Regions from separate parts of the Mus musculus genome. Here region 2 is linked to region 1. A link is a loop called in an ENCODE intact Hi-C map of the cell type or tissue named here. Cell type or tissue: heart. All regions are shown on one strand. Links, peaks and the distances in the headings refer to the core of each region. The heading gives the core; the rest is flanking DNA.

What was found. Peaks named below come from ENCODE experiments on the same cell type or tissue, not always from the same donor. Only the 100,000 strongest peaks of a DNase experiment are listed, where the experiment ranks them.
Region 2: it touches region 1 in a loop (7-fold over the local background); 2 of 42 quality-filtered maps call a loop at or near these places.

What each region holds. Positions count from the first base shown.
Region 1 is chr2:136,877,986-136,894,382 of GRCm38, reverse strand. Mkks (McKusick-Kaufman syndrome) reads left to right here and starts at 2,977. Exons shown (of 6, transcript NM_021527.2): 1 at 2,977-3,340; 2 at 8,683-8,910; 3 at 12,744-14,132. The coding sequence starts at 13,148. It overlaps Slx4ip (SLX4 interacting protein), which reads right to left and starts at 2,215. Exons shown (of 8, transcript NM_028834.3): 1 at 2,022-2,215. In heart, for the core only: a CTCF peak has its summit at 7,333 (motif pointing right); no DNase peak of the experiment used is centred there; H3K4me3 peaks cover 214 bases.
Region 2 is chr2:136,672,934-136,689,330 of GRCm38, reverse strand. It overlaps Gm32659 (a long non-coding RNA gene), which reads left to right. Exons shown (of 3, transcript XR_375013.3): 2 at 5,147-5,283. Among named protein-coding and RNA genes, the nearest start is that of Snap25, 32 kb to the left of the region's middle. In heart, for the core only: no CTCF peak of the experiment used is centred there; DNase peaks (open chromatin) are centred at 6,670, 7,060, 9,300 and 10,570; H3K4me3 peaks cover 2,072 bases; H3K27ac peaks cover 3,078 bases.

The DNA of each region.
Region 1 (16,397 bases), core at 4,114-12,113:
TTGACTGTGATGATGATTCACCAGTGTTTATATATGTAAAACACATCACCTGGTACATTTTAAAGAAATGCTGTTATTTGTACTACAACTTCATCTCAATAAGGCTATGTTTAAAAGAAGATCTTTTGATTTAAAAAATGTATTTAAAAATCATCTTCCTGGCCTTGGGTAATGTATTTAGACCACCTTGTTTTTCAAATTGATGCACAAAGTGGAAAGCCAAAGAATTTCAGTCATGGGAATGTATAAATAAAATCTTAATAATCCAAACTTGTAATTATAATATAATAAAATATACAGCTACAGGTAATATTTTCATAGCTGCTAGTATATGCCAGGTACTTCTTAAAAGAATTTTTTTAATTTATGTGCATGGGGGTGTGACTGTGTGCACCTTTGCACATGTGAGTGTAGGCACCCGCAGACATCAGACACCTCTGAGTTCCCAAGAAGCTGGAGTTACAGGCAATCGTGAACTGCCTGACATAGGTGCTGGGAACTAAACTCAGGTTGTCTAGAACAGCACACAGCTCTTGACTCTGGGCCAGCTCTCCAGCCCATGCCAGGTACTTAGGAAGCACATTGCTTGTATTAACTTAGCTAACTCTCACAGGAGTCCTACCTTACAAGTTAGGAAACTCAAGCACAAGGGTGGGTAACTGTCTTTTAGATCTCAGAGATGGAGCTGGGGTGAAGGAAGTAGGATGTACAGTCAGGGAAGACGTTTCAGAACTGATTTTTTTACCCATCCACACTACATCACTACCCTTAGTAGCACTGTAAAAATTGCAAACAAGCAATATTTCAGTGTAATAATGTTTTCCTACATACTCATAAAACATGAATATCCACAATGGAAACATTCATGTGAGACTCAGTAAAACAAATGGTGTTCATTCTTCTTTCCCACTTAGACTAAGGAAAAGACATATATGGCAAAGTAACAATTACTGGGAAGCTGGTTGACAAGGTAACCAGTCACTGGGACATTGGTTCAACACCCACCCAACCTAATACTCCTCCCTGTCTCCATGGTATTTTAAGTAAAGCCAAGAGGGAAGGTGAAAACCAATCTTACGCCTAACAGCATGAAAACCATGTCTCAAATACCTTAGTGTCATCTATATTCCACATAGTCTCCATTTCTATCTGCAACTGGTCTGAAGTCTGGTTTAGAAGCTTCCCAGGTGACTGTCATGGGCAGCCAAGGTTGAGAACTACTGATTTTCTTTTCTCATACAAGAAGACACAGAAGAAAGCCTGGTGCTACAAAAAGCTAAGGTAAGCCACAGTCCAAAGTTTCCAAGTCACTATTATACTGTGCCCAAGTGCAGCTTCTACTCATTCCAAGAAACATGCTCCCAGAAGATGCTGGGATGGCTGGTCGATGATTACACTGAGCAACAAGGCCATGCTACCTGGACTATTAGCCTTACAATTATGGCTATATACAGTATCCAAGAAATACGAGAAGTGAGAACATGAAGTTGCTTGTCCAGCAGTGCTAAAAAAAAAAACATTAGAACATTATGTTCCTGGTCCCAGCTTTGGATATATCAAAGCAAGTGGATGAAAAGGAGGTTTCGTTTTGTTTTGTTTTGAAGTTTACTTCTATATTTTATAGCACAAAACTAGCTAAGTATTCAACAAATTCAATGAATGAATGAATGAATGGGAAGAATATACAAACACAGCTGATCACATTTTAAAGTCCTCTGGGAGCTATATTCACCTCTATAGATGCAGAAAGCCATACAATTAATGATCAAATTTGCTGTTCCATCCATTTTGCTTTGTTATTCTACGGAAATTCCCTCAACGTTATTGTCCCTTTAAATCTCAGTCTTCCTGAACAGTGGTGTTTAACAATTCTAATGGAAAGAGAAGGAATACCTAAGAGAAAAATTGTGTTAAGTCCCAAAATCCAAAACAAAAATACGTATTGGTATAAGATGGCCAAACAGTTCGGTCCAACTGAGGGAAGAGCTGGGTTATCCGAACGAAGTATCACACGCTCTTACCTACGATGGTGGCGGGAGGTGGGTTCGGGCTGTAATGCTTTGTTACTGTCCGGGGTCACTGGTGGACTAGTATAGTACCTGAACGGGAAAACTCAGACTAAAAAGGCGGCAGACCAAGCTTCAGCAGCTTTGGCTTACTTCCCGTTTCCCAGCGTCCCCTCGCACGTTAGAGAATGCAACCAGCGCCCAAACACAAGATGGCATTATCGACTTCATTCGGTTGGAAGCCACTGCCAGCACCTACGATGGCGCCCGAAGCCCTGGCTAAGGTAATGGGATAGCCGGAAAGAACTGCCCAAACGAAAAATGGCTTCTGTCGATGATATCAACGCTTTATGGAGACCAAAATAAAAATGGCGGCCAAAGCGGATTTTTTTTTTTTTTTTAAGAGGTTGGAAAAGCCACAAATACAATTGGCAGATAATGTATCACTGTACGTCAACGATATGTACTGATGGACAACAACAACAAAAGCCGTGTTTTTCGTATCACAAAACTATAGGGCAAGAGTAGAAAATATTTTTAATGAGGAAGATTAAAAGATACGTTGAAAAATAAAGGTGCCTTTCACGGTGCCAGAGAAAAGCGAAATAAAATATGTTTAAACATAATTTCATAATGCTTCGGGTGGTTCAAAAGAATAAAAGACTTATCTCTGAAGAAAAAAAAAAGAAAGGCAAAGCCAAGGAAATTAACCAACCGGATCCGGCACTGAATTGAAGACTCCCGACTTCTGCCAACCCCGCTCCTAGACTGGGCGGAAGTTTCCTGCATGGCGACAGGCTCTGTCTGCGCATGTTCGCTCTCTGACGTCACTCGGACCGGCAGGGCGGAGCCAGTTTCTACAGCTTAGGGCGTCCTGAGAGAGGTGGGAATTGACAACTGAGTGACAGGGCAAGGCGCCTTGTGATTGGTCAGAACAGAGGAAACGCCACCTAGGACTGGTAACAGCTTCATTCGTTCTACAAATACCTTTCGAGAGAGCAGAGAGCCGCACGCTCTGCCACCTTCTTGGTGCTGTGATGTGATGTGATGTGACCTTTCAATTTTGGTAGCGCGCACAGACAGAATACACGTCTGCCCGTAAGATTTCCGGTGACGGCCGCAGCTTTCCTTTGCGGGAGCTTCACGCAAACCCCGGAAGAGGGGCGGGGGAAGGAGGGGTGGTGCGCGTGAGCATAGAGTTGCGCATGCGCCTTCTTGCCGCGCAGGGCAAAGGTGGTGGCGCTCCGCTGCGTGGTTGGTTGCTGTGCAAGCGCGATTTCTGGTTTCTGGTGGTGAAGGTGGCCTGACCTAGAGGTGCAGCTGCTGGTGGGCAGGTGAGAGGGGCCAGGCCGCTGGTGGAGAAGCCAGCCTGCGGCCTCACCGCGTCCCCGCACGGAAAGGTCGCGAGTGGTTGGGACAAGGGTATTTGGGGGCGGGGATACAGAGGCACCTGGCTACCGGATTGGCCCAAGGACAGCTTTCAAAGTAGCTTCAGAGCGGGGCGGTGGTGGTGCACGCCTTTAATCCCAGCACTTGGGAGGCAGAGGCAGGCGGATTTCTGAGTTGGAGGCCAGCCTGGTCTACACAGTGAGTTCCAGGACAGTCAGAGCTACACAGAGAAACCCTGTCTCGGAAAACAAACAAACTAAACAAAACAACAACAATAAAAACAAAGTAGCTTCAGGATGTGACTATCTGATGATGGATCAGTGTGGGTGAGGAGGAGTGACCAATATCAGGTAGAGTTTGAATAGAGCTTCCTCAAACTCACATGCACAAGAATTGTAACTGAAATGACAGACCCATAATGCCACAGGAACTGGAAATACCTTTAAAATGCACGTTATTTACAGTTGCTGGCATCTTGAGAAAGCAATAAGTTGACACGTTGGGGGAAATGAACAGCCTAAACTACTCAAGGCAAGCAAAAAGACAGTTGTCATTCTGGAGTTTTACTCTCGGGTTGTTAGCCAGTTTCTGAGATTTACATATCTCTCATCATTTCTTGCTTTTTCCCCTTATTCTCTGAACATGACCCAGGCACCTCAGTGGACACAGAGTCTGGTTAGTGTCTGTTGATATCAAACATGCACAACCTGCCATGGAGAGATTACCCCAAATAAGCAACTATGTATAGTTTGGATGTGAGGTGGTCTGGAGGTTTTTCGTTATTGTTATTTACTGGTTTCTAATTAATTTTCTGAAGATAACTAATTTGTAATAGAAGTTAAAGTTGATTGTCATGTTTGCTCAAAATTTCTGGTATTGCCTAACACCTCTGTATATGTAGATTAGGTATCCAGAAGTTCACACATCTGATCACTTGCCAACTCTTTATTAACTGTCCTCAGACAAACATAAGTGCCATCCATTCTGTCTTTGCAGCTTTTCTGTGCTGTAAAAGTTTTCTTATTTCCTTCATTGCTTACCTGGCTTCCACACTTTCACACACACACACACACACACACAAAACCACAAAACCTGTTTCTTGAGAATCTGAAATTTTATTTTATTATTTAATTTAATTTTTTTGTTTCTTTGTTTTTTAGAGAGAGGGTTTCTCTGTGTAGCTCTGGCTGTCCTGGAACTCACTCTGTAGACCAGGCTGGCCTCAAACTCAGAAATCTGCCTGCCTCTGCCTCCCAAGTGCTGGGATTAAAGGCGTGCGCCACCACGCCCAGCTGAATATTTTATTTTCATTTTCTTGTCTAGCATAATGAATTGGAGGCCAGCACAGGTTACATGTGACCCTGCCTCATGGAATCTCAACAACATTTTTTTTTTTAAGGCAAAGGAAAAACACATCCTCCCTTTTCCGGTGATCAAAGCACAGTACCAGTCCTTACCTATCTATCACTGAGTACCAGTCCTTACCTATCTATCACTGAGTCCAGGCTGCGGCAGGAGCGTGTATTGCACAGCAGGTTCTTGATGTGGAACTCATTAGTACTCTTGCCAGTGACTTAGCTGAGACAGTACAGGTGTAAAGAGGATTGAGGGGAGATTTGAAGTCCAGGCGATAGGAATCTACAGTTCATCCCTTTAAGTTATTGCTTTATGACTCAGCCATATTGACCTGGTTTACTCGATTTTCTGAAAACTCGTTGGGAAAAACTAAATCTGGATGGCCTTTGTATGCTGTAATAACAGATTAAACTGTAACCCTGTTAGGAGTATAAAGGTTTTCAGTGACAATCGAGGTCACTAAAACAGTCGCCTGTAAACTCAGCTTTAGGACTTCCTGAGAATCGTATTAAATGTTCCTCGACACTACCCTGGAGTTTGGCTTCTGTGGTTGTTCAGCCTGAGAATTTACATTTCTACTAAGTTCCCCAGTGACTAGTGCTACTGATAATGAGACCACAAAACAAGAAAGTCATTTAGAGGTCCTAAGTGTCGTCACTGCATCTTAGGAAGATCATCTGAGATGTCAGGATGTGGACAGTCTTGAAGAGTGAGGGGAAATGTAGAATACATTATATCCAGATTTCTGAGTTGGATAGCTTAGTATATTTTTAATCTTGTATTGTTTTCAATTATGTATAGATGTGTGTCTCCTTGTTGGATATGTGCACTGAGTTGCAGGTGCCCTTAAAGACCTAAAGGTCTGTCAGATCCCCTGGAATTAGAGTTGCAGATGGTTTTGAGTCACCGGATGTGGGTCCTCTGCAAAAGATTTTAGCTACTGAGTGATCTATTTCTCCAGCCCTGCTTTCTCTTTCTTTTTGTCTGACCCCCCCCCCCCAATAAAATACAGGTATAACAGCAGTTTGGAAGGAAAGAAAGTTTGTTGTTGTTCATGACTCAGATCAGTTTGGTTTTTGTTGTTTTAATTAGTTGTGAGACAGTTTTATGTCATCTAAGTATTTGCTCTTTTGCTGAAGGATGGATGACCTGGAATAATGCTATCTTCTCAGTGACTCTCTTGTAGTTCCCAGGCCTGAGATTACAACCTTTGTTTCTTTATAGTGGAGAAAAATGGTCACAAGCGTGCAGAGGAAGATGACCTTTAAGAGTAGTAGGTTGACATAGAAGAGGGACCAATAGGGTTGGAACTGACAGCAAATGAGACTAGACCATAGGTAACAGAAGTACCGCTTACTTAATCTAGGCAGTAGGGAAGATTAAAATGAGATCTAGAACAAGTACATTTTTACAGACTGGACAAGAAATAGAGGGATCAGTATCCCATACAAAGGTAGAAAAAAATGAAAATCTCAAAAAGGATGAAGGGTAGAAATTGGCCCTTTGAATTTAGAGACAGATAAAAACCCTGCTGTCACACTGAGGGCCAAACAACTGGACACTTAATCCAGAACAGTCTGCATAATTTCCATTCTCTTTCCCCACACTAGTGCCAAGGCCAGATGACAATCAGGATAATTATAACTCAGATATAATAATATTAGATGATAATTTTAAAAATCAGTGGAATGGAATGGGAGACATCTGAGACAGCTCTAAATCACTGTGTCCTTTCTAATGAATCACAGACTGCCAGAAGGTTGGTACTTCTCAGGCATCCATCAGTTGCATTTTAGACCTTATAGTTAGTGACATGCTCATATAAGGTTTTCAGTATTGTTTGGTTTTAATTACCTTTACTGACATCAAATAGATTTCCCCAACTTAGATGTTGATCAAGCTGTCCTTGAGTGGTGAGTGAGAAAAGCAGTAAGATTGTAGAGTGGAAACTGTAGAATTCAACTGCAAACCATTGGCTCACTGGGAGTAGAAGTTTAGTTTTAATTTGGTGTATGTGTATTTACACGACTAGAAAAGTCTAACAAAATTTGTGCCATTTTAGGGGAGATATCTACAAAGTGTGGGGGGAGGGCAAACCATTCTTCTCTTTGCCATGCTGGACAGGTTAGGCGTGCACACAGTATGGATTCCTTTCCTTTAAATCTGTACTTGTACGGCACTATATGCTGCATGATGATTAAGTCCAGTTAGACATAGCTATTTCTTCAAAGGTTGTTTCTTTAAGAGGAAAACTTTAAGAATCTTCTCTTCTAGCCATTTTTTCAGTTGTGCCTGGTGTCTACACTAAAGACCAAACTTGGACTGTTGCTTAAATTGAAAATAACAACTGTTTTTATAAGGACAGTATTTTTAAAAGAACTATTCAAGTCAATGATTGGAATTTACAACTATCCAACATCAACATTTTCATTAAAGACAAAGTAATAGTTAATATCAGACATCCCAAGCACAAGAGCCAGGTCAATTAATTTTAAGAACCTCGCTGGTATTCTCTTCATGAGTGTTTTGTTTTTCATATATTTTAAGCCGAAGGAAACTTCACACTGCCCAGAATGCCAGCAGATGGCGCCCAGGAAACCTCATAGACAGAATAAGAATCTCTTTTTTAAAAAGTCAAAGAACCCTGTATTCAAATGTTAGTAGAAAATAACTAAACAATTGTTTTAACTGGCACTGTTACAGAACAGAGAAATCTGATATCGAGACCCAAGTGTTTAGGATTTTCTAGGACATGTAATTGCCTTTTCTCTCTCCATTTTACTGTCATTTCTTTCAGCTTGGGAATGTAACAATCACATAAAACCTGACTAAAGTCTTACTGGAGAATTGAAGAGATAAAATCTCCTAATGCAGAAGTGAAAAGAGAAGAGTTGCCATCATAGAAAAGAAATAGACTTTAAAGATACTTGTGGTCTGATGTATGTAGCTCATTGTTGTCCCTTGGTGGCCCATATGGATGGTTGCCCAAAAGACTAGAACAAGGTGGAGGTGTAGAACTTCGTTCAGGCAGTGTTCCTTCCGTAGTAAAAACGAGCTAGGGTGAATGGAGCTAATCTGAGCAGAATGGATGGTGTAACTATAAGATACTTGTGCTCTGATTTAGGGCAGAATGGATGGTGTAGACACTTGTGCTCTGATTTAGGGCAGAATGGATGGTGTAGACACTTGTGCTCTGATTTAGGGCAGAATTGATGGTGTAGACACTTGTGCTCTGATTTAGGGCAGGTAGCATGAGACCATGGTCAACCTCTGCAATCCAAGGCAGGCTCAGAACATGAAATGTGATGCACTAGGCTCATTTACCACTGTGACAAATGTCCCCACACACTGGGAGGCGTTCATCTTCATACCATTGTGGAAATTCTAGGTCAGTGCTCCCAAGCAGAAGCTCCTTCTAAACTTTTGAATAATATCCTTTTTTCTTTGTTTTGTTTCCATTTTTTCTAGACAGGGTTTCTCTGTATATCCCTGGCTGTCCTAGAACTCACTGTGTAGACTAGGCTGGCCTCGAACTCAGATTCATCTGCCTCTGCCTCCTAAGTGCTGATATTAAAACTGTGCACTACCACCACCCAGCTTGAAAAATATCTTTATAGTCAACTTATTTTTTAAATTTGTGTATTAGTAGTTATCTTTACTATATGTCTGCACACTGAATATGTTCCTGATGCCAGCGGAGACCTGAGTGTTGTATCCCCTGGAATTGGAGTTACAGATGGTTGTAAACTGTTTTTGTGGTTGTTGGGTTCCAAACCCAGGTCCTCGTCAAGAAAAGCAAGGCCACTGAGCCATCTCTCCAAGCTATAAGTGAAATTTTATTGAAATACAATATTGTTTGTGTTTGTTGGCATGATTTGAGACCATTTATGTTTTGGAGTTGATTTAATTTTCCCTTTTAATCTTTTCTTAGGTGTGCTGATGTCAACAGACTATGAGCTTTCAGAATCTCTGGAGAGAGTACAAAGTTCTGATGGTTATGGTACCATTAATTGGGTTCATACATTTGGGGTGGCACAGAATCAAAAGCAGCCCTGTCTTCCAAGTTCCTAAGGACGATACCACTGAGCTGGATAGTCTGGGACTTGCAAGTCCACCAAAGAGCCAAACCTAGGAGAAGTAGCCATCTTGCAGTTTTCAGGTAAGTTCCATTAAATCTGGTCAACAGTGTATTATTTCCCAGGAAGAAAAAGACTAAACTGAAAATAAATAAACTGTTATTTTTTTTGTTAAGGTACATCCAAATAGCCCTTTTTTTTAAGACAAAGATAGGCATATTTGCAGTTCAAAATAATTTATGAATAAAAATCACTGAAATCAAGAGGATGTGATTATATAATTCAAGTCTCTAATCCTTCATTCATAATCCCAAAATTTGAAAAGTTTTAAAAAGCAAAACTTTTGCATAGTGACAATTGTGGCATTTCTGTGTCTTTAAAAAACACAGAAATAGTATAAGAAAGTGCTTTCCTTTGGATTTCAGGTGTGGAGATATGGGTCTGCTTCTGACTGTCCCTCAGCAGCTATGATTTGCCTGCTGAGCTAGCAGAGGCATGGTTTCTTCAGCTGCAGATAGTTTCTGCAAGTGTGTGATATTTGGAATTCTGGAAACTTCAGAGAGCATAGAAATGCTAGGGCCCCAGGAGGTGGGGTTGATGGTTCTTTGTGGGTGAGGGGGGTTGTATGCAGTTTGTTAGTATTCATGCTCAAAGAAGAAACAAAAGGAAAGGAATTAGATTCTCTATCTCTGTCTTTTTCTCTCTTTCTCCTTCCCTCCCTCTTTCTATCCTTTTTCTCCTATCCATTGATATGGAGTCAAACTGGGAGGTGGGTTGGGAGAGTAAAAACAAAGTAACAAAAAACAGCTATGTATTTGTCAAACTCCTTTAGCAGCAAGACTTGATTTGAATTGACTTGAGGCAATTGGAAGTATTTCTTCCACTTAATCCTAAACTTTAAGTTCTCTGTAGAAATGCCTTCCATTCTGAGAATTGTGTTGATTGTGGTACACACTAACTTTTTTTTATTAGAGGACAGGGTATAGTGGCCGGCACCTGTAATCCCAGGATATAGGAGAGAACAATAAGACAGGAGGATTTACGTTAACATTTTACTTCCTGCTGCCCATAAATATAAAGTTCCTGTTGAGCTCTGTATGAACTAATAAACAGGATAAGTGAAGGAGCTTGTTTCCCTTGTAGTACACCGCCTTACAAAAATAGGCTATGGAGTACTGTGGTCCATGGCCTTAATTTACCAACTACTGTGATGGGCCAATCCATCTTGTCATTGGGCTACCCAATTATGCTGCTCAAATTCTGGACCATTTCTTTTCTGCTTCAATTTTGCCCCTCAATTAGTCACTTAGCCCAGAATGCATTTGTACAGAATAGGTAAAGGAACATGCTGTCTGCCTTCCAAATGCATCAGTGCTCTGGCAGTTTGAGTATCTGCTGTCAATTTAAGCGTGTGGTTACACAGTGTGTACTCCATGGCCATCACCATGTCTGCAGTGTTCAGTGTCCCTTCTTGCATCTTACTAAGTCGGTGCTTATGTTGGATTTTTGACGTGACCCAAGTAGTCTTTGGTGGAAATCTCAGCTTGAGTAGTTTTTGCCTCAGGCCTAAAATGAGTCAGTTTTACAAAGAGCCCTAATTCTCTTTAGGAGAAAGTAGTCTGCAATCATATTTTTAGTAACACTTTACATTCTCTTGATTTAGAAAGCAAAATTTTGTTGATGCTTCAGTCATCTATAGATTAGAGTGGGCCGGGCGGTGTTGGCACATGCCTTTAAATCCCAGCACTTGGGAGGCACAGGCAGGCAGATTTCTGGGTTCAAGACCAGCCTGGTCTACAAAGGGAGTTCCAGGACAGCCAGGGCTATACAGAGAAACCCTGTCTCGAAAAAACAAACAAAGAAAAAACATTAGAGGATCTGATGGTACATGCAGCAATCCTCATATGTCTGAAGAGAAGAGGCTCAGGAGTTAATTGTTACCCTTGACTACCTAGGATATTTGAGGCCAGCCTGAGCTACATGGGACCCTTTCTCTAGAAAGTAGGAAGACGATTTAAGATTTTATTAAAAATAACTACTATTGTTAAGATTTTGCTGAATCTAAAATAACCGTTGAAATAATTCTACTATCTTCACCTTGTTAAGTTGTCAGGATTTCATGCCTCCCAGCATGGACTTTACTCCCTAGGCTTACGTGGACTGCTGCTGCACACATGCATCTCCACTGGGATGTGATGACATTGTGTGGTGCAGAGATTGTGACGAGTCATGACCCCCTTTTCTCTTGGTTGGCTAGGACATTCTTTAGGGCTTCTGTATTTATTTGCATTGATCAACATTTTGGTGAGCATTAGTTAACTAAGGACTCTAAAAATAATAGACTAGTACTTAAAACTATAAAATTAACTCTGACTTTAACCGAGTCTTTATAGCATAGTTTGTATACTAATATAGTTGTTTTGCAGATTGATTCAACTAAATGCAGACTATACTAATGAGTTTGTGCAGTAGGAATACTAGCAACTACTGATTTAGTTTCTTGTCCTGTTACTTTAACAAAATATCCTGACAAATTTAAGGTGGGAGGGAATTTTTTTATTTTTTGGCTTACAATTTCAAGCTACAGTTCTTTATTGTGCAGAATCTAAGGTGACAAGAACTTAAAGTAGCTAGTCTCATATCCACAGTCAAGAGCACAGAGCACTGACGCACCCAATTTTCTTTCATTCTCTCTCTCTCTCTCTCTCTCTCTCTCTCTATATATATATATATATATATATATATATATATATATACATATATATATGTGTGTGTGTGTGTGTGTGTGTGTGTGTGTGTGTGTGTGTATGTGTGTATTTATATATGTTAATTTTTTTTCTAAAATCCTTTCCTTAGAGAATGGTACTACCCACACTGCAGGTCTCTCACTAATTGAGTAATTACCCCATTGAGTTTCCCATCACAGTGACTCTAGAATGTGTCAAGCTAACAGTTAAAATTAACCATCATAGCTATCTTGCTGTCATGTTATGTACAGACAGGATTTTATCTTTATACATTCCTATTCAAGCGTAGTTTCAAAGCTAAACAATGATTTTTTTTTTTTAATTACACCAAATAAAGAAATTTTCAGCACTGGAAACCGTTTTGTTTTGGACCTGTACAGGCGCTGGGCAAACTGCCACAGTTGCTGTGAGTTTATGTGTGTGCCATACTACTATGTCTGGAAGATGGTTTTCTTGGGAGTCATCCATCACCTCTAGCTTTTATACTCTTTATACCTCCCCTTCCACGTGGTTCCTGTGGTTTGATGAAGATTTCCCATTTAGGATTGAGTGTTTCAAGGTCTCTCATTCTCTGCACATTTTCCTCTTGTGAGACTCTGAGTCCTTATCTACTACAGGAAGAAGCTTCTCTGATGACGGCTGAACAAGATTCTAATCTATAATAGGAGTCATTTTATTGCCATGATCTCTTAACAGAATAACTGGGGTTTCCTCTAGGTTAAGTATCTATTTTCAGGTTATTGACCACTTTGGCAGTGTCAGGCATGGGTTCTGTTTCATGAAATGGACCTAAAAATCCAATCACGTAGTGTTTGCTTACTCACATGGTTGTACCACTAGTGCACCAGCAATAGTGCAGACAGGTCACTGTTGGAGGTCAAAGGGTTCGTAGCTGGGTTGATGTTTCTTTCTCTTAGGGTAGTGTGCAGAGTACCTTCTACTACTGTGAACACTAGTCAGTAAGGGTGAAAAAGCCTCAGTTTTCTAATGTGCCATTTGTCTTCTAGAAGCAAAGGAGTATTAAGTCCATTGGGTTCCCTTTCTCACTTCCAGTAGGCTTGTGACAGTTAACATTCTCTTTCTTAAAATTGAGCAGAGTATTAAAATTACTAAATTTGCTACCTATAAAGTATTATGGAATTATTCTAAATTTTTTTAATTTCTTATAGAAAGAAGCAACTTTGAATCTGAACTTGATAATAAAAGAAGAAATGAAAAACCCCAGTTGGATTAGAAAGAACTGGCTTCTTGTGGCTGGGGTGACTTTCATAGGCGTCCATCTTGGAACATACTTTATACAGAGAGTTGCAAAAGAGTCTGTGAGGTCTGAGGCCAGAGGCAGACAAAAGAATATTGAAGAATGAAGCAAAATAAAGACTTTGGATTATTAATGTCATTAAATTAATCTATGCTGGTTATTGTCTGAAACCACTTGATTTTGTAGCTGGTAATGCTGCATGTGCAGACTCATACCTGGAGACCAGTCTTTAATGTTCAAACACATGACAGTGCAATAAAATGAAAGCCATATGAACAAACTAAAGCTGCCTTCACAAGTTACACCTGAAGCAGGATGTCTCGGTTAGAAGCTAAGAAGCCATCGTTGTGTAAAACTGAACCATTGACAAGTGAGAAAGTCAGGTCCACACTTTCTGTCTTGAAAGGAGTCATAGCCTCATGCTATGGCCCTTCAGGGAGGCTGAAGCAGCTACACAATGGATTGGGAGGTTGTGTGTACACAACCTCACAGTCCTCAGCCCTGCTTCGAAACCTTTCAGTCACCCATCCCGTATTAAAGATCCTAACGTCATCCGTGCAGAATCACGTGTCCTGCTTCAGTGACTGCGGCTTATTCACAGCCATTCTGTGCTGCAACTTGATTGAAAATATTCAAAGACTAGATTTGACACCCGCAACTGCTATTAAATTAAATAAATACCTCTTGAGTCTCTGTACCAGTTATCTCAAGTCTGAAGCCTGTAGTTGTCGAATCCCAGTTGACTTCAGAAGTACACATACCTTCCTCAGCTTGGTACACAGTATCTTAACAAGCAAACCAGCCTGTATGCTCACCAGAAAGGAAACAGATCACATAGGTGCTTTGATTTTGAAAGCTTTTTTACTTACAATTCCAGAAAGTACAGAAGAACGAATGGTTTTAGGGAAGAGTATAATTGTTCCCTTAAAGGGCCAAAGAGTTACAGATTCTACTGTATTACCTGGACTACTCATTGAAGCATCAGAAGTTCAATTAAGGAGGTTATTACCCACTCAAAAGGCAAGTGGCCTTAGGGTGGCACTCTTCTGTACATCTTTATCTGGAGATTTTTCTAATGCTGGAGAAGGAGTGGTGGTGGCCCATTACCAAGTGTCCCTTGAGAATGCAGTTTTAGAGCAGTTGCTTAATCTAGGAAGGCGACTAGTCACTGATCATGTAGACCTTGTCCTGTGCCAAAAAGTAATCCACCCATCTTTGAAACAGTTCTTCAGTGAGCGCCACGTTATGGCCATCGACAGAGTTGGGGTGACTCTGATGGAATCTCTAAGCAAAGTGACAGGTAAAAGGCTCTCCTGGCTTTTGCCCATTAAAGTTAATGCATCACTCTTTCTGAGCAGAGAGGTTTAGTTTGTGTTACTGTTAATACCTTGAACATTTTTAGAAGCCACCAACTTTACAGCATTTATATCATCTGTAAGCATGTCTGTTGTTTCTAGAAAAGATCCCATTGCCCAGTTACTAAAAACTAGAACGGCGGTGGCCATTCCCAACCTCAGGTGTAGTCTGTTGTGATCTAACCCTCAGATATTGTATAGGCAGTTGAAAGGTCTAACATAAGTATAAGGTCTTAAATTTACAAAGCTTTTAAATCCTCTAACATTCAGGACATGGTTTTTCTGGCTGGAATGCTTCATTTTCTCCACTTTTATTATAACTCCAAGAAATATATCTATGCTGGACATTTACCAAGAATATCTATAGCTGAGTTCTTAAGATCAAAGGGCACTCTTTACTGACACGGATGCTAATAGGCCTGGCCCTCAGACCTTTAAAATTAGTTGGTGAGTAACAATCACAAACTCAGCAGGCAAAGCACACATACATGGTTAGGACAAAAATAAGTTGAATTTCTCATATGAGTCACCTCTCAAATCAATGTACCCATAACTGCACTGACAAGCTCAAATTATCAGTTACGTTCATTTTGATTGCAGTGGTTGCCTTTTGCTGAGCAAGGTCCACCTGTGTTTTGGGGCTAGTCATAAAGTTCTGACCACAAGCTATCACACCTGCCTTGTGAGTTACAACCTACTGAATTAAAGTTCACTAAAAACCATGTATGCCAAACATTGGATATTGTCAACCTAGTGACCACCAAAATGAAAGTTACTAAGAACATGCAAATAGTTACTTGGAATTCATTTTTTATGATCTAAATTATCTACTAATTTGCATTAGTTTAACTGTTTGCAGCTTACTTCACCCAGTACATTGGCTATTCTGGATTTGTAAATTAAGGTGTGGGATGTTTTCCAGTAGCACCAGTGCTATGGGAAGCAGGCACTGGTTTTCTACACTAGTCCAAAATTGTTACTTAACTCAGATACCTAGAACACAAAATGAAAATTCCAATTCCTAAAATTTTCTGGTATCTGGGCATGATAGCACATACCTAATTCCAGCACTTGTGAGGAAGAGACAGGATTATCAAGATCCTCGGTCCTCATCTACATAACAAGTTCAAGGACAGCCTGGACTAACTCTCGGCAAAACAAATCTGCACTCCAAAAAAGTGAATTGCTACAAGTTATAGTTTTGATATTCAAATGTTAAGTGTTATTTCTTACGGAAGTCCATGTAGATTCCTTATATAACTTAACTACCTCTAGAGGTTTTGCAAATATTGAAATCACCTTTATTTATATTTTAATTTGTGATCTATGTAAGAATCAAGAACAGTATAGTGAATTAAGTGTTATATTCTTTATTTTTGCACTTGCATACCTATTTACATTAAAAGAAAAACTCATAGGCAAAAGGGAGTTAGTGACTTAAAGAGAGCCAAATGACTTCTTTTAAAAAGGACTTTTCTGACCCTTTTTCAAAAGTAATGAGGTCCTTAATGTGGTTCTTTTTTTTTTTTAAACAGGGGGATCCTGGACTTCCTAAAAATATGTTCATTTTTTTTTCATGTGCCTTTTCCTGAACATTCAAAATAGCTTTTAACAGATGTTCAGATAGGTAAGACTAGGCATGTAGCTTAGTGGCAGAGCATCTGCCTAACATTGGCATGGCTGGGTTTAATTCCTAGCAACACACACAAACACATACATACACATACAATTAAATGAATAAACAATACCAATCTGCCTAATTTTGTTGACCTGGAAAGTCCTGACCCCACTGTGAATAGCATTAAATCCTGGCAGGAGTTCTGAGACAGTATAAAGCAGAGAAGGTAAGCTGAGCACTAGCATGCACGCATGCGTCTTGCTGTCCTGACTCCAGGAATGGCTGCTTTGAGCTCCTGCTTCTGTAGCGTCTCTTCTGTCAGGAGCTGTGCTCCAGAATAACCCTTTCCCCCTTAACTTGCTTTTGATGGAGGATTTTTTTACAGCAATGGAAAAGTAACTATGACAAAATCCATAAACAAAAATAGCCCAAACAAGCAAAGATGGCCACATGTACATTTGTAATTTCAGCATTCAAAAGGCTGAAACAAGAGGATAATTGCATGTTCATCTTGGTCTACATGGTGAATTCCAGGCCAGACAGGACTACATAGCAAAATGCCATGCCAAAAAGAAGAGGAGGAGGAGAAGAA
Region 2 (16,397 bases), core at 5,444-13,443, 210 kb after region 1:
AAAGGACATTTATTCAATGTTGCCATATTGGTTAGAAGAATAAATAAAGAGATGCAGTGAGCCCCAAGTTTGTCTTCAGGATCCCAAATTTTAGGTTAAGAAGAGGGAAACCAAGGCCAAGATGTGATTCCTGCTGCCATCTCTCCATCTTTATCTAGGATCCAGTCTCTCCTGAAAGATGATCTGACAAACTGTCAGAACTTTGTGAAACCTCTTCTAGGAGACAAGTTCTTCCTCTGACTGGCATCAGACTTCAGCCTTTTTCTTCTCCCAGCATGAGATTCCAAGTAAAATTTCAATATTTTGGGGTCAATTTTTAAAATTTTCTGATAGCCAAAGGGAATAAAGCATCAGAGTCTCTCTTTATAATATTATCATTCCTGCAAGGATGGTAAGATCAGGAGAGTCCCACGCCAAGAAGAAAAGACCCCAATAGAAGGTACATGGAAACATAGCACAATGTAGCTGAGCAGCAAGAAATCCTAATCTGTTCTATTAGTATGTATGCTTCATAGAGGACTCTGGATCTTCTGAAGAGGTAGTATGTAAGAAAGCTGACTTGTGACTCCATCAAGGGACCCCTCAGTTTGAAGTCTGTAGTGATTTAGTGGTAGAAGATTGTAAAGAAGACTATTGAAGCTGAAGTAGAATGGGACTCATTAACATGTTCCAAAGGAGAAATTTCACCACTAAGATCCAGAGAGAAGGACAGTTAATTCGTCAAGGGCAGACTGTGTATTGCACAAGACATCTAATAGTAGATAGACTAAGATTAGAATGTTACCAGTTGAAGAGAGGAGTATCTGAACTTAAAGTTATTGGGCACTAACCAAAATATGACATGGGGGAAGAGTGAAAAACCTCTCCATGCTCCTTCCCCACATTGGAAGGGAAGATCATGTGTGAGAGCCATGTAGAGGTAAGAGATATAATCTTTAAACATCTGAAACAGAAGCAATTGATCACTCACCAAAATGAAACTGAATTAATTAATGTGATATTGAGTAAGGCAGTCATATTAGGGCATTCTCTACTCTAACACTTTTGCCCAATTCCTGTATCTGTGCCCTTTGTCAGGAGACATTATAGTCTCTTTCTGGTGAGGTAAAATCAAGGATATATATACGTGTGTGTGTGTGTGTGTGTGTGTGTGTGTGTGTGTGTGTGTATATGTATATGTATATGTATATGTATATGTATATGTATATGTATATGTATGTATATGCATCCTGAAAACTAACACTTGTTATATAGGTTTGGGGGACTCTTTGTTGTGTAGAAACCTTGTCTCAGAAAACAAATAAAAACAAAACAAAACAAAACAAAACAAAACAAAACAAAACAAATGTATGTGTGCATGTGTGTGCACATATCTACATGCACACATATCTATATATGTGTGCAGGTAGGTGTGCAGGCCAGAAGATGACACTGAATTCCCTGGAGTTGGAGTTACTGTAGCTGTTTTGTGAACCATCTAACATGGTGCTGGGAACTATCTCTGGTCTTCTACAGGGGCAGCATGTGCATTTAACAGCCAAGTCATTTTTCTAGCTCCAAAATTATAATTGTATTTAGTTATCGTCTGCTTGTTCTTTTCACTGAAGGTCACAGTAGTTATAAATACCAAGTGGAGACACATAAATAGGTTAGGGAGTCTGACTAAAACAAATGTGCCATGTACAGTCCACACTGAAGCAGAGCACTACCCTGGATATGGACCAAATGAAGACATTTTTATTCGCTGGCAATCTGTTCTTTTCAGGACTAGGGGGTCACTAGTTTCACTAAGCATTGCCATCCATACCACTTGGGGAGGTGCCGCATTTGGTTCCAAAATGTACTTCCTGGCTCGGAATCTTATTGCTTCTGGCTTTGCAATAGACTTTCATTTCCTCCCTAAGGATGGTTTCATCCCATGGCTCACACCCAACTCCACGTAACACTTTTGTTATTGAAATAAAGTATTTTATAATTCTCACTTTACAACTCTTATTTTTCCTAATGTTAGGGGTACAGTTTGAAACAGAAGCTTATCACTGGCCTAAGGTCTTTTTAAATATTTATTTTATTATTAAAAACAGTGTGTGTGTGCGCGTGCGCACATGGGGGTGTGCATGTGTGTGATATATGTGTGTGTGCTTGTGTGTATCTGAGCACATGAGTGTCAGTGCTCTTGGTGGTCAGAGGCATTTGGTACTCTGAAGCTAGTGTTATAGGCAGCTGTGGGGCAGCTGATAAGGGTAATGAGAATAGAACTCAAGTCCTCTGCATAAGCAGTGTGTGCTCTCAATCTCTTAGCCACCTTTCCAATCACCCAACCCTCCCTTTATAACCAAACCCTATACAGCTCAGGGCAGAGCCCAGGAATTCGTCATTTGGAGCTTCCTTGAGGCATGGACCTAGATTGCCAGCAGCTTCCAGGCAAGATCTGAAGTGAGGGTTAATCTGGACAAACCTTCTTTTCAATAAGAAATGGCCTCAGAAGCTAGTTAGAACAAAGCAGAGAGGAAGTCTCTCTCTGCTCAAGAAGATGGCAGATGCCAAATATTTTGGTTTTGCCTCCATTAATAATGACATATGCAGGTTAGAAAATCTCAGAAACTAATATCATTTTAATAAGTCAGAAGAAAGGGGTGGTGATGGGGCTGCATTTATCACCCCAATGTCACTTGGATATTATTTAATAGTAATGATCTGAATCCCTAAGAATATTTGCATGTCTCAAGTTTATCACTAAAACTTCTTAACAAATGTATTTTTTCCCTGTCTTATCAGAACACAGAGAACTTCTGGAACAAAATGAAGCTCCGTTCATTTTCAGCATCTCATGCTGTCACAGCTTGTGCTAGAAATTAGATTTTGTGCCCAGGAATAGTGGAAATGGACACCTGTTTTGTGTCCAGAGTCTGTCTCCCAGCCAAGAATCTCTATGGAAGCATGCCAGACTGTTAATTTAAATGGTCTCCTCGGATAGAGCGGCAGTACATGCCCTGAACCCTGGCAATTCCCAGCAGAGGACTTATTTACTATGTGCCTTGCTTTTTTTTTTTTTTTTTTTTTTTTTTTGCTATACTTTTCTTTTCAGAAATGCTTATGCTTCCCATAAATATTGAGATAATCTCTTTGGTGGAAGCATATATTTCTTTTATGACAAATAGACCCTACCTACATTTACTCTCTCCCAGTAGGCTAAACTACCGAGCATAAATGAGTGACATTTTGCCATTGACACAAGTGTACCTGTTAAAAATAGCAACTACAAAATTGTCAATAGATAACAGGAACAGAGTGGAGGATGATCCTTCTTTCTTTGGTGGAAACATTCATAAGAATAATTAGGGCTTATACATAAGTAAAAAAAAATCCAATAAAATAGAATGAGACTCACAAGGGGGTTCAGTAGAAATGTAAAGCAACAACCATGCAATAAAAAATTTACAAAGACTTAGTCTGTCAAAGGATGCAAAGATGTCACCATCAACCAGACTGTTCTTTGAAGGTTCAAAGAAATAATAGGGTTTACTGATGCAGCTCAAATGTGTTGGGGTTCTTCTGTGGACCAGCACTTGGTTAGGGGAGTTAGGACTGAAGCTTTGGATGCTATGAAGACAAATGTACATCTGGACTGCAACTTCCCTCAAAGATATAGTACGAGTTTCTCAGTGTGTGGTCCAGAAAACATCTGCAGCATTCGCAGTAGGCATCTCTGTCTGGTGTTTATTAGTAAGAACAGAGATTAATTTCTGAAAACAAATGTTCACTCTCTACTTTTACCATCACCCAGCCTCCCACATTTTCATTTCAACCCATCAATATGTCCATTTTCCAGGTTTATGTTATGAAAAGTTCCTAACCCCTTAGGCTATTCATCTTGGTAGTCTTTTGAAGAATTATTTCCACTTTCACTTTTCAAATATCATTCCAGTAAATGAAATTATTTCTTGTGCAAAGGACTGAAGCCTTCTCCCTTTGAGTATGGGCTGTGGTAATCAACTGCATTCCAGAGAACATTGTATGGGAAGGGAGAAAATATTAAATTTATATTGGAGAAACCCAGCAAATCCTACATGACAAGATGATTCGGTTAGTTTAGCATCATAGGGGTGTCAGGTTGTTTGTAAGTATCCTTGAAATGATGTGCCAAAATTTAACTTTATCCCTTGGAGTCTTCAATAATAGCAGTTCTCAGCCTGGGTGTGTCTCAACCCATTTGGGGTTGAATGATCCTTTCACAGGGATCAACGACAACTACCAGAAAACACAGATATTTACATTACAATTCATAACAGTAGGGAAATTACAGTTATCAACTAGAAGTGAAAATAATTTTAGGTTTGGGGGTCACTATAACATCAGGAACTTTATTAAAGTGTTGCAGTATTATGAATGCTGAGAAAATACTTCTCCATGAAATCATAACCTAGTCTAAATTTGAAAAAAAAAATAAAACAGAAAACACCAAACTCAACTTTAAAACACTGTCCATGACACATGACCAGCTTTCCTCAAAATGGTTGAGGTCATCCCCAAAAAGGACAGTGAGGAAAACTATCACATCCCAAAGGTGAAGACAAAGACATACCAATCAAATGTAATACAGTACTCCAAATGATTCTTAGAACCTGAAAAGGCTATAAGTGAAGAAAACAAATAAGATAATGATATCTATATAAAGGATGGAGGTTAGGTTTAAGATGGTTCTGTTGTTGTATTTCTTCTCCCCCGCCCTCCCCTCTCTTCCTCTCCCCTCCTCTCTCCATCCCTCAGGGAAGGTGATGACACTTAACTAAACTTGCCCCAGATAAATTCTCTGGGATGTTGGCTTGCTAAAATGTTACTTCAAAAGACCCTACAATGTAAGTAATGAAAAGCAATAAAATGATAAATATGATTTCACTGTGCAACTGGTAGAACAAATAAGAATTACTCTAATAACTCAACATTGCCTTTATTAAAAACACTTCCTCTCCCAGTTTGCATAACATGTAGGTATTTTTATGCTCCGAGGCTCAGTTTTTCTCTGTACCAGCTCTTTCTGTAGACATGGTACATACAAGGATTTTTTTTGTGTGTGTGTGTCCTTGTCTTATCTTTCTCTCACTTCTTTTCTCCTAATTCTATATTTTCTCCACCTGTTATTTAGATTTGACCAAGACCATTCCATAGTTCCTCATGAAACAAAGACAAGAAAAGGATACCACACTGAACGGTCTAGGAGAACCCGGTCAGAAGCAGGGAGAAGAGAGTGAAGTCAGGGAAGGCAGAGAGCCCCATCAAAAGGTAAGGATTGCACTCTCCACATAGAGAGACAACTGTCTCCGATATACAAACCAGCATCTCCATGCCACAGCGCACGGAGACGGAAACTGAGCCCAGAGGAGGAATAAGATGGTTCTGATTGGTTCTGAAAGAGTAATAAAAACAAAATTCTAGGCCTTTAGGCCCAGGTTTGGGAATGTGGCCTTTGTGACTCAGTGCTCCAAGGTATGCTAATCATAAAACAGATAGCGACATCCCTCCACCCACCCACTTCCTTGGTTCAAGGAGTATTCATTCAAAGAAAGTCACCCTGACCCACCCTGACCATTTCGGGAACCCGCTATGCAAAGGTGCTACTGTTAGGGGCTCTTAGATTGTTAGGGGCTCTTAGAAACTGTCTTGAGAGTTAACAATTACCATTCCTTGTGACACTTGTGACTTTGTACTTCCTTGTAACTCTTAACTGGTATTTTTGGTATTTTCCAACAACACCCTTCCCACCTCCTTGAGTTGTAGTTTCTTCCTTTAAATACCCCCTAACCCAGTGACTCGGGGCGCCACAGTCCTCTACCCCTGCGTGGTGTATGCCCGTGGGCCCCAAGAGCGCTCTTGAATAAAAATCCTCTTGCAATTTGCAGCAAGACCGTTTCTTGTGGATGATTTTGGGGTGTCGCCTCTCCTGAGTCAGAACGTGGGGGAGTCCTCATGTTGTGAGTCTTTCAGTTCAAGTCCATTCCATACCATGTAAATGCTAAACTCCTTGCTCTGCGTAGACAGAACCTACACCTGCCCTGTTTTCTGTATTTGGTGGGGAACTGAGAATAAGACTAACCGATCTTCTTCTGTAAAGTAGCAAGTTTAGACAACGTCCTCCTTAACCGTGGCAGAGGGATATGAGAATTGTGGGCCTGGGTACCAGAGGTTTTCCACCAAGATCTCTGGCCAGGCCTGGTGCGAGGGGTTCCGGCGAAGGGAAGCGAGTGCGGGCAGGGAGATGAAGTCTCTGCCATGCCTTCCAGGTCATTCAGTAACTCCAAGCCGCTCTGCACTGAGTGGAGTTGGGCTGGGCTGACGAGAAGCCAACTATCCAGTGAGGAGTGTGGGGGAACCTAGGGTCCTGTGGATATTCCCTGGATAGGATTTATATACAGTTTTGGGGTGACTCGGGGTTCGACAGCAGGTACCTCTCATTGGCTTGGACTGAGAGTTTGGGGGAAACTTTATTTGCACGTGGAAAAGCCTGCTGCTGCTCCTACATCACTGATAGCCACACGCCTCTCCTGTGGGGACTGTGGGGTTGGTAACTTAGACAGGAGCCAGGGGTCTACGAGACATGATTGAACACCTTCTGTCCCATGTAGGTGGAAATCACCACCCATCGGGTCCCCGGGGTTCCAGACCTTTGCTCAACTGGAGACCAGGCTGTCTGTGCAGCCCCCTGCCCCACAGAGAATCACTATACTTTGTGTCTTACAAGAGATAACTCTTAAAGGGGGAGAGGGTGAGGGCAGAATATCAATGTGGACAGTGTACGAGTGTGGTGGGAATAGCCCTGCATAATCACAGGAGAACCCGTAAGCCCCTTGGCTTTAATTCCTTTTCTGTTAGTCAGGGAGGGAGATTTAATTCATCTGCGAGTTTACCTTGGCTCTCTGCCATGTGACTTTGCAATGCTGTCCATCAAGAAGTGGAGTTGTGACTTGTTTTGATAAACCGAATGTGGTGCAACGACACTGAGAATGTTCTGACTCTAGACCTCAAGGGATTTCCTGCAATTCTGTTTTCTTTCTTCAAACTTTGACTCTACCATGAGAACAAGCCCAGGATAGGCTGCTACCGGCAAAGAGACACTTGGCCTAGTTACCCTTGTCAGCCTAGACAAGACATTAGTCACCAAGTCCATAAACAGGGCAGGCTATCTCATTTGGTTGCTATCTTTTCCTAGGCTCCTTTGGCTGTGACAGTTTTTGTTTGTTTATTTGTTTGTTTTTGTTTTGTTTTTTTATTATCGTTTTGGGGGGAGGAGGAGGTAAACTCAACAATTTTGAGAAAAGTTGGTCAGTTATTTGGGATAATGTTGAGTAAGATTATTCTGAATTTTTTTTCAAAAGTAAACTGGGTTGAGTTTATGGGGCAAAGACCAAGAAGTAAAGTGACATTTTAGCCTATTTTACCAACATGATTGGTCTCTGATAAAGCTAGCCAGATCGTTCCCCATGAGAGCAGAAGAACCAAACAACTGACCCCCCCCCCAAAAAAAATTGCTGCTCTATGCAGTGAGGAACCAAATAAACTACTTTCTAACAACTAAGGCTAGGGGAGATACAACTTCCCAATTTAAGCTTAGTAAGCCAAGGATTCGCAACACCCAGACTTAGAGCAGAGGACGCATTTTCCAGGTCTGCTTTTGACCAAGAAGGGGATGCAAAGCAGCTAGTGCATCATCTTAGCGGCCTGCTGAGTGTTTCTGCAGACCACCCTATTCCCACAACTGTGCCGGCTCTCAGCTTCCTATGCCACTGTTACACGAGCTGGTAAGAACATCTTTAGAATTAGGAGCCCGTTTGCTTTGTCTTGAGGTCCTATTTATTATTAACATGTAATTTAATGTTAATATTTTTCACATTTAACGAATCATTTAACTAATTAACCTACCATGGCTCCTTTTTAAGTTTTCTTTTCTTTCTTCTTTCTTTTTCTCTTTCTTACTTACTTTCTTTCTTTTCATTTTATATGCATTAGTGTTTTGCCTTCATGTATGTCTATATGAGAATGTCAGAACTTGGAGCTACAGCCAATTGTGAGCTTCTATATGAGTGATGGGAATTGAACCTGGGTGCTTGGGAAGAAGCAGTACCTGTGCTCTTAACTGCTGAGCCATCTCTCCAGTCCCCTCCTATCGTTGCTCTTAATGCTCATTGAAGAAATAACTCAAGACATACCTGTTTCAGCTCCCTCACCCTTCTTTTTTTGACAGCCATTAACTGGAAAGTTGAAAAGTACCATTTGTTTCTGCATTTTTGACCATGAACAGCAAACAACCACGTGTTTGGTGTTCTACTATGTCAGAACTTGCTTTTCAGGGTAAAACAAGATAGCATGCAGTTATGTGACAAATTAGCTCTGATAGGATGTCTTGCACTACAGAGGCTCCCATGGTGCCTGTGAAAAGGAAGTCATTTGTTTCTGCTGAGTATGGATATAATTCACTAGACTGGTGATGTCTTTTGTGTTGCCTTGACTTACCTGGGGACTTTCTACAGGTGATGGCAAGATAGAGGTTGAGAACCAGTCTCTAGGATGCTTTGCTGAGTGTTGTTTCCAGAGGAATATCAGACACAGTTACTAGAAGACAGCTGGGAGACAGGCAAGGGTGCCCTCCATGAGAGAGGATACTTTCAGGTTTATTGTGTGTTACAGTCTCCTGGAGGAACCATTAGGAAACACTTGTACAACAGTGATTTTCATAGTTTCAGAGGCAACCTGTGCATCAGTATTATTTTAACCCAAGCGGTTCTAACACACAGCCAAAGCAGAGATTTACTTGTAAATTGGGACTACTGATAACTAATTATGCCTTAGCCCTGGTGGACCTGGCAATATTATAGGTTACTTTAAAGAGTAGTTTCCTATTCTGAGGGAAGTCACAGGTGAGTGTGGTTCAGATGTTGTAGGAGTGTAGACTCAGGTAGGCAGGCAGCAAGGTTAATTGCCCCAAATCTAACGTGTATTAGCAACCACCTCCGGTGAACACAAACTGCCAGCCTCCATGGCAACTTTTCAAGTTCAATTTTGAAGAACTTTTGTTCCTGAAAGCTGAAGGACACACAATGACACCCTCAATTACAGGCTAAATGGAACAGATTAGCTTTGGTGGTCAGAGGCTGCATCCCCCACCCCACCCCCTCCCGTGCCCACTTTAAATGGTCAGAGTTTCCGGAAGGGAGGATCTTTCTGCCTGTGGGGCTCCAGCCTGGCCATTGGAGGGGGTGGAGCGTCCCGGGTCTGCTGCTGCGAGGTGGTGGAGTGTTGTTTTCTCTTAGCTGGTTGGAGGACTGGATTCTCCTCATCTCTAAGAGGGAAAGTTCTGGCCAATCACAAGAAGCCAACTGGAGACTGCGAAAGTGGGGATGAGATGGCAAAAATCTGTTCTTGTTGCCGCAGGAGACGCACCTCTTTCGGTGCGCATAGATGCCCCAGAAACTTGTCAAGCTGCGGCTGGCAGCTGTGACAGTCTCGGCGTGCGTGGGGAGGGAGGTTGTTTAGCTGCGGCTGCTTGGGGCTTGGCACTCAGAATTCACTGTTTTCCCGACTGAAGTTGAACTCTGGGCCTGGAGTGGGGCCGGGGCTTCTATTAGAATTTTAATATGGGAGAAATGAAGTGAAGAGCTAAGGAAAGGCAAAGGGGAAAAACATGGGGCGGAAACTCCACCCCATCTCTTTGATTCTTGCCCACATCCCTCACCGAATCTGTTTCCTAACCTGTAAAATGGGCACTTAAATGCTTTCGGAGACTCTTACTGGCTCTAGATTTGCAGGTTATGGTAGAGAAGCAGGCAAGAGCCACTAGTCTGTTTGCCTTACAATCAAGTGGTATTTTGAGGACAGCATTTTGAGCCTTCTCATATTTTATGAGCAAAAGACGCAAAAGACTTTCCCCCAACCCCGAGAACCTTGGCTTTGATTTCAGTAACATAAATCTTGGGAGGACCCCCACTGCTACAGAGGGCTTTAGTTTCTATACAACCGAAGGGTGGGCTTCGGCACTGCAAATTAGGAATGCCCCACCCCCGCTTACTCCTGCTTGTTTTATTTTGTTTTGTTTTGTTTTGTTAGGTTTTGTCTTTCTGATCTTCTCCCGCCCTCTGCTCTCCCCTTCCCTTCCTCTTCTCCCCACTCCTTCCTCTTAGTGTTGTTTACTGATCTCCCAAATTCTGATGACGCTCTGGGCACCTCGCCAAACGCGAGGGCCCCCGAATCCACCCGGGGGTGGCATAGAAGTCTCTGGTCTAAGGCGAATCTCCGCGGGGCAGATGTAGGACTAACAAATAGTGACAGGGCAGTGAGTGTGCAGTGCCCCGAGGCCCCCGCGGAAATGAGCACAGGCTGTTTGGAAAGCCGGAGGGACCCCTGACCCAGGGGATGCCGCATCTCGCCCCCGCCGCAGCCTGCAAGGGCGGGGGTTGAGGCTCCAGCGCCCCGCAGCCGCAGTGACTCAGGAGGCCTCCCGCCCGCGTTCCTCCGCCACCCGCTCACTGCGGCACCGGGGACACGGTTCCTCCGCCCACAGCCTGCACCGCGTCCCCGGCGCCCTCCCCGCCGGCTTGCCCGGGCTGTGCCACCCCCACTTTCTGTCCGCAGAGGCGGCTACGCAGGAGGGGAGGAGGGTGTTTGCTCCTAGATTGTTCTGCACTGGGAGAGCTGCGGGAGGGAAAAGGGGAGACAGGACCATTGGAATGACTCAGGGTTTTTTGAAGCAGCTAAGCCATAACAGAGGCCTCACTCCAGGATCGGGGAAAGCCAGCAAGAGTCCTTAGAAGTTTCTGGCCTTAAAAACAGCTTCCTACCCAGACTCCCAGCTTGAATTCTGCAGGAGCGTAGAAATGCACTCATAATTTAAAGCTCTAAGAATATCTGTATTACTTAGAAAAAGGGAAATAGGGTCTGGAGGCCTCGAATATCCTCAAAATAACCATTCTGCTGGTTCCCAGTCCATCTTTGGAAGGTAGTTACAGCTAGGATCCTATCAGTATTAACTAACCAAAAGACACATCTTAGGATAGCTCCCACCTCCAGGAGCCATAGACTCTCCTGCTAAGATAGAGCTAGAGGGACCCTTCTCCCTCCTGAGTCACTGTGGCAGCAGATTGAAGAGGCCCCTCGGGGCCTCGATGTGCTTTTGCTTCAAGCTAGATGGTCAGTGACATGTTTCATAAAGGACCCGGTTCTAAGTCCTGCCTCACAGAGAGGCAGTGGGAAGCTCTCTGTTTCTCTAGGCCATACCAGCTCGATTCCCCCAAAAGAAGAGAGCTGTCATTTCTCCATACATCAGTCAAGATTCTGGAAGCAAAGAAAGACCATTGTTTACCGCATATCTTCCTGTCCAAAGTCGGTGCTAAGCTGAGAGGACCCTCCATGATCGCCACCTGCCATGTCTCACCCTCTGGTCTCTATGTGCCCTTACTTTAGTCTAGTCATGCTGTTTCTGTTTTTTAAACTCCCCGCTGATCATCTATCTCTGCCTCTGGGTCTTCGGGCATGCTGGATGGCCCCTCCACAGGTAAAGTGCCCCCCACCCCCATGCCTCAAAGGCCATCCTACCCAAAATAGATCCTGTCTATCACAGCTGTGCTGAGTTTTCCCCTTTTGCATTTACTTCATTATGCATTATTGTTCTGTAAATAGAACATCTCCTCTAAAGAATGAGTTCCTTGGGATCTAGGGCTTTATCTTGTGAATTGTTCTAGTGCCCATGGCTGGCACATTGTAAGTGTTTGATGAATATGTAAAGAAAGAAGAAGACCAGGCCATGAGCTTGCTCAACTTCATAAGTTAATGACCTTTCCTCAGAATATCTGTTGTCTCCCACTCAAACTGGTTGGCTAGAAATGATCTTGAACTGACGTCAGATTACACCATGACCTATGAACAAGCTGGACACCTAAGTAAGATGTAGATTTTAGTATTTCCCCGATCTCTCTGTAAGCTGAAATACCCCATTACTTTGGAATGTAAATATTTTAAAGCTGTTATTCAAATAGATGTCGGCATGCTCACAGTATAGCCAGTGTTATCTCTATATTTTTGTACTTCTCAAGGCTTGGAGGGATGCCAACATTTATAAAGCGTATGGACTTCTTACTGTAGCTCATTCAGCCCACTAAGTTATTGTAGTCAACTGGTCAACTGCCAGTCGACAACAGAATCCTAAGGTCTGTACTGGCATGCTGCAATGTGATTGCCACTCATCTGAGCAAGAGCCATCGTGGTAGTCATTTCTCTTCCAGCCAGTTGGTAGCCATACCAGCTCGTTCCTTTTCTTAGCAATTTTCTTCTCTATGGTTGAATCATATAAAGATTCTTATAAAGAATCGCTGCAACACTAGTGCTTTTAAAAATAGCACTATGTGAAAAAAAAATAACAGCAAAATTGGATTTAAGTCTTGGCTGCTTTATACACCAGCAGGGGTCACTTCTTTTTATTCTGAGCCCTCATATGAGCAGTTAGTGTCCCTTCTGCCTCCTGAGACCACCACTGTGAGGGTCAGATGAATTAGTGCAGAATAAAGTGCTTTGTAAGTGTCAGCACTGGGTGGGTACTCCAGCAACCAGCATGCTGCGATTAAAGAGAAGGGGGGAGGAGGGAGGGAGGGAGGGGGAGAGAGAGAAACAGAGAGGGGGGAGGGAGGCAGAGAGTGAGTGAGGGAGGGAGGGAGGGAGAGAAAGAGACAGACAGACAGACAGACAGACAGGTGTTTATCTGTGTAAAACACTTGAGAACTAAAGCCCCACCTTTCTGAGGGCTGGGAGCTGTGTATAAGCACAGTCAGTCCACTGATGGTTATTAAGAAAGGGACTCCGAACCAAATGGAAAATCTATAGGCATCAAGAGTTAAGTCTGGAATGAGCTGTGCCAGAGATGAAAGAGGAAGTGAGATCAGAGACCACACTGGGGGTGTTGTGATGTCTGAACCATAGGTCTGGAGCAAGAGCAGGTTGGAGGAGGCAGACAGAAGGCTTTGATCCAACTGAGATGAAATAGAGTAGAAAGGCATATGGGTAGGTAGAGCAGGGGCTGGTTACTCAGTCAATGTCTTATTTCTTCACCCAGTACTTGCCGGACATGATAGTTCTCTACCTCCTTCAGGAAGGTTTCCAGAGAACAACCCTTTTTTATAAGAGTATAGGTATCTGGACATTCTTCCCCTATCCTAGCTTAGTTGTTGCTTTCAAGAACTGAGGGATTTGAACCAGTGAACCACCCAGAAAGTCCTGTAAGTCTTGCTTGGATAAGTTTGTTGCTCATTTTTTGGCGGGCAAAAGAACTGGGTTTTCTTTTTGGAAATTATGGTACAGTCATTGAAGCTGAAATGGCAATCTTGCCCTGTACTGAATCTAAACCTTTTACCATCAGTATATCAAGTACCCATTCAATGTCTTCTACCAGGTGGCTGCATTGTCTTTCTTCATTAACAGTCCTCTAGGAGATGGACATCTTGTCATTTATAGCATATCCAGCTTCAGGCCACTATGCAAAAAAGCATGTGAGAAATGTCTAGTAACAGTGTGTTTTCCATAACCGGATAACATATAAAATATCTGTTGAATATTCAGTATTTTTAATCACACCTTTAGGGTTCGCTCTGTATGTTACACTGTTATGTTTTAATGGTTGTCACTTCTTTCCCCTTAGTTTTCCTTCCTGTCCTAATAATAGGCTTTCATAATTCTGTGGTGATTCTGATTCTGACATTGAACACCCCAATAATCTGTAACTTAGAGAAGAGTTTGGGGCCCATGAAAATGTCATAATCACAACAAAGGGCAGACTTTACTTGCAATTGAATTATAGTCAAGAAGATGAAAGAAAATTAGTGACAATATCAGTTCGCTATTGCTGTTTAACAAAATAGTCCCAAAGTAATAGCTTATAACATCAAAAGGGTCTGAATGAGAAGGTAATATATTCTAGCTCAAATAAGAACTACAAAAGATCATGAATACCAAGAGAGATTAAGCGCTGGCACAAATGAGATATAAGTAAGAATCCACTGCCTTCTGTTGAATGTCTCCAGGATATGGGGCTGTTACCTTGTTCTCTAAGCCAGTGCAGTGACTTCCTGAAATCAGACCATGTGTGAGTTAGACTTTTCTAGAAGAAGTTGAAAATTTCCCCCAGTGAATACCTCTTTGGCTGGTGGTTCACTGGTGAAAGTCAGGTCAGATTCATTACAGGTTGGAATCAAAAGAACTAGAGTTAAAGTCATCTGACTTGTGTGGCCATGAGTGGTCATTTAATCTCTTTGAAGCTTTATTTTTTTCACCCATAGTGAGTTTAAAATTTACAATCAAATATTTGCAATAAAATTCAAATTAAATATTTTGAGTATGAAAGTTTTTGTAAACTGTATGTCACTGAACATGTAAGATAGTTACTGGGCAGAGAGCATGGGGCCTGGGATGGGGCCTGTTTGTATTGGGGATTTGTGGATTCCATCTGCTTAAGTAACTCTCCTGGTTGAAGGATTTGCATCACTCTTACGACTTGTCGGCCTTGTTTTGTGGATAGCCAGGACTGAATGAAATATGAAGTATTTAGAATTGGTTGTAGGATCATCAGGGTGGAATTATTTGCAAGGGGCCAGAAAAGAGCTTAAAAAGCCAAGGATCTATTCACTAGGATCAGGTATTAGGTGTACAGAGGGCAAACTCAAGCAATTCCATTTCCCTTCTTGTTCTTCTGGATGTTAGTTCTGCCTCATGGCCTGTCCAGGATCTCACAACGTATCCTTTGCTGCAGATTTTACTTAACGTCTTCCTGTTGCTTTCTAGTGGTTTCTCTGGAGGTTGGAGGATGCCAAAGAGGCCATTGTCAACAAACAAAGAATAATGTACAGCTTCCAGAAGAGCCTTGTGTTTTCCTTGGCTTAGTTTTCATTTCACTTATGAAAATCTTGATTTTCATGAATTCATCTAAAATACATACTTATTTAACAACCTTAGGAGCTACATCATGCATATTCATATCTGAAGTGCCATCTGTTCCATCTCTTGGAGAGAGTCAGTTTCTAAGTGTGTACCATCCAATCTCATTCAGGAGGTAGCCCGGGGAGTCCATATGGCTTTTGGCAATTTCCCGACTACACCAGAACACAGGTTAAGGCCCAGAAGTGACCCAGGATAAGCATCAAGCCAAATGGACTGCAGTATAATTTGACTTTTCAGCCTGAGAAGGAATGACCAGGCATGGATGTTTTTGCAAAGTGCAAGTGATAAAATTCATTATATGGAAGTATTTTTTTTCCCAGTTCAACTATACAGGCAAGGCCAGTGGTATACCCTTAGGTTTTCTAAAAAGAAACATATCCATTATGTATGAATTACAGAGTATGCTTAAAATAAAATAGAATTCTTGAAAAATAAAGCCAGTATTAGTGAGAGTAGTATGAAGGGACTATAGAATAAAGAGTGTTGATGTCAAGCTCTGACTTTGTCTAGAATTAGGTATGAACTCTTAAGTCCAACATTTAATGATCTTTGCCTATTTCCTCATCTGTGACAGAATGAATATATCAGATACTACTGAAATTCTGCCCCATTTCACCATCTAAGACTTTTGTGCCTTCTCTACTCACATTACTAAAATAAAGAGGTAGAACCATCAATTCTAGATGCTATTCTACAATTATAATCTCTAACACGAGTACAATGGCATTGCCCTGTTAGCCATGCCTGCTCTGGGAAAAGAACTTAGGCACTATAAAATGGAAAGGAATGCAGTAAGACTTGGACCTTTAACTTCTGATATTTAAGTGCATACTTCACTTAAAATGTCCAAATATGAACTGGGGGTACGGGTTAGTGGTTAAGAGTGCTTCTGGGCAAGCATGAGGACCTGATTTTGAGTCCACAGGATTCTGATGCTGGCCATTGCCGCCCATGCCTAATACATCTTCAGTACTATGGGAGATAGAGACAGGAAAATCAATGGTTTACTGACCATGATTAACCAGAGTTTCGGGGATAGATTTTGTCTCAAGGGAATAACATGGGAATGATATGATTCACCTCTGGTCTCTGACAAGGTTACATGTAGAGCCACACGCCAGCACCAACACACACACACAACACACACACACACACACACACACACACACACACACACACACACACACACACACGATGGAGTAGGGGAGAGAGATTAGGAGGGAATCATCTCAAGAAAGAAAACAAACCAAGAGATTAAAACTGTCTGTCGTTAACCTTCCAGGACCACCAAATTAATAATCTTGGCTTCAGCGAAATTCTTTTAGTGGATCTTGACAGCTAATTTCCCCCAAGGAAGCCAGAGGGTTGATTAATGAGCATTCTTTACACATTGGCTTGCTTGTACTTTTACTTCTCTTTCTCTTATA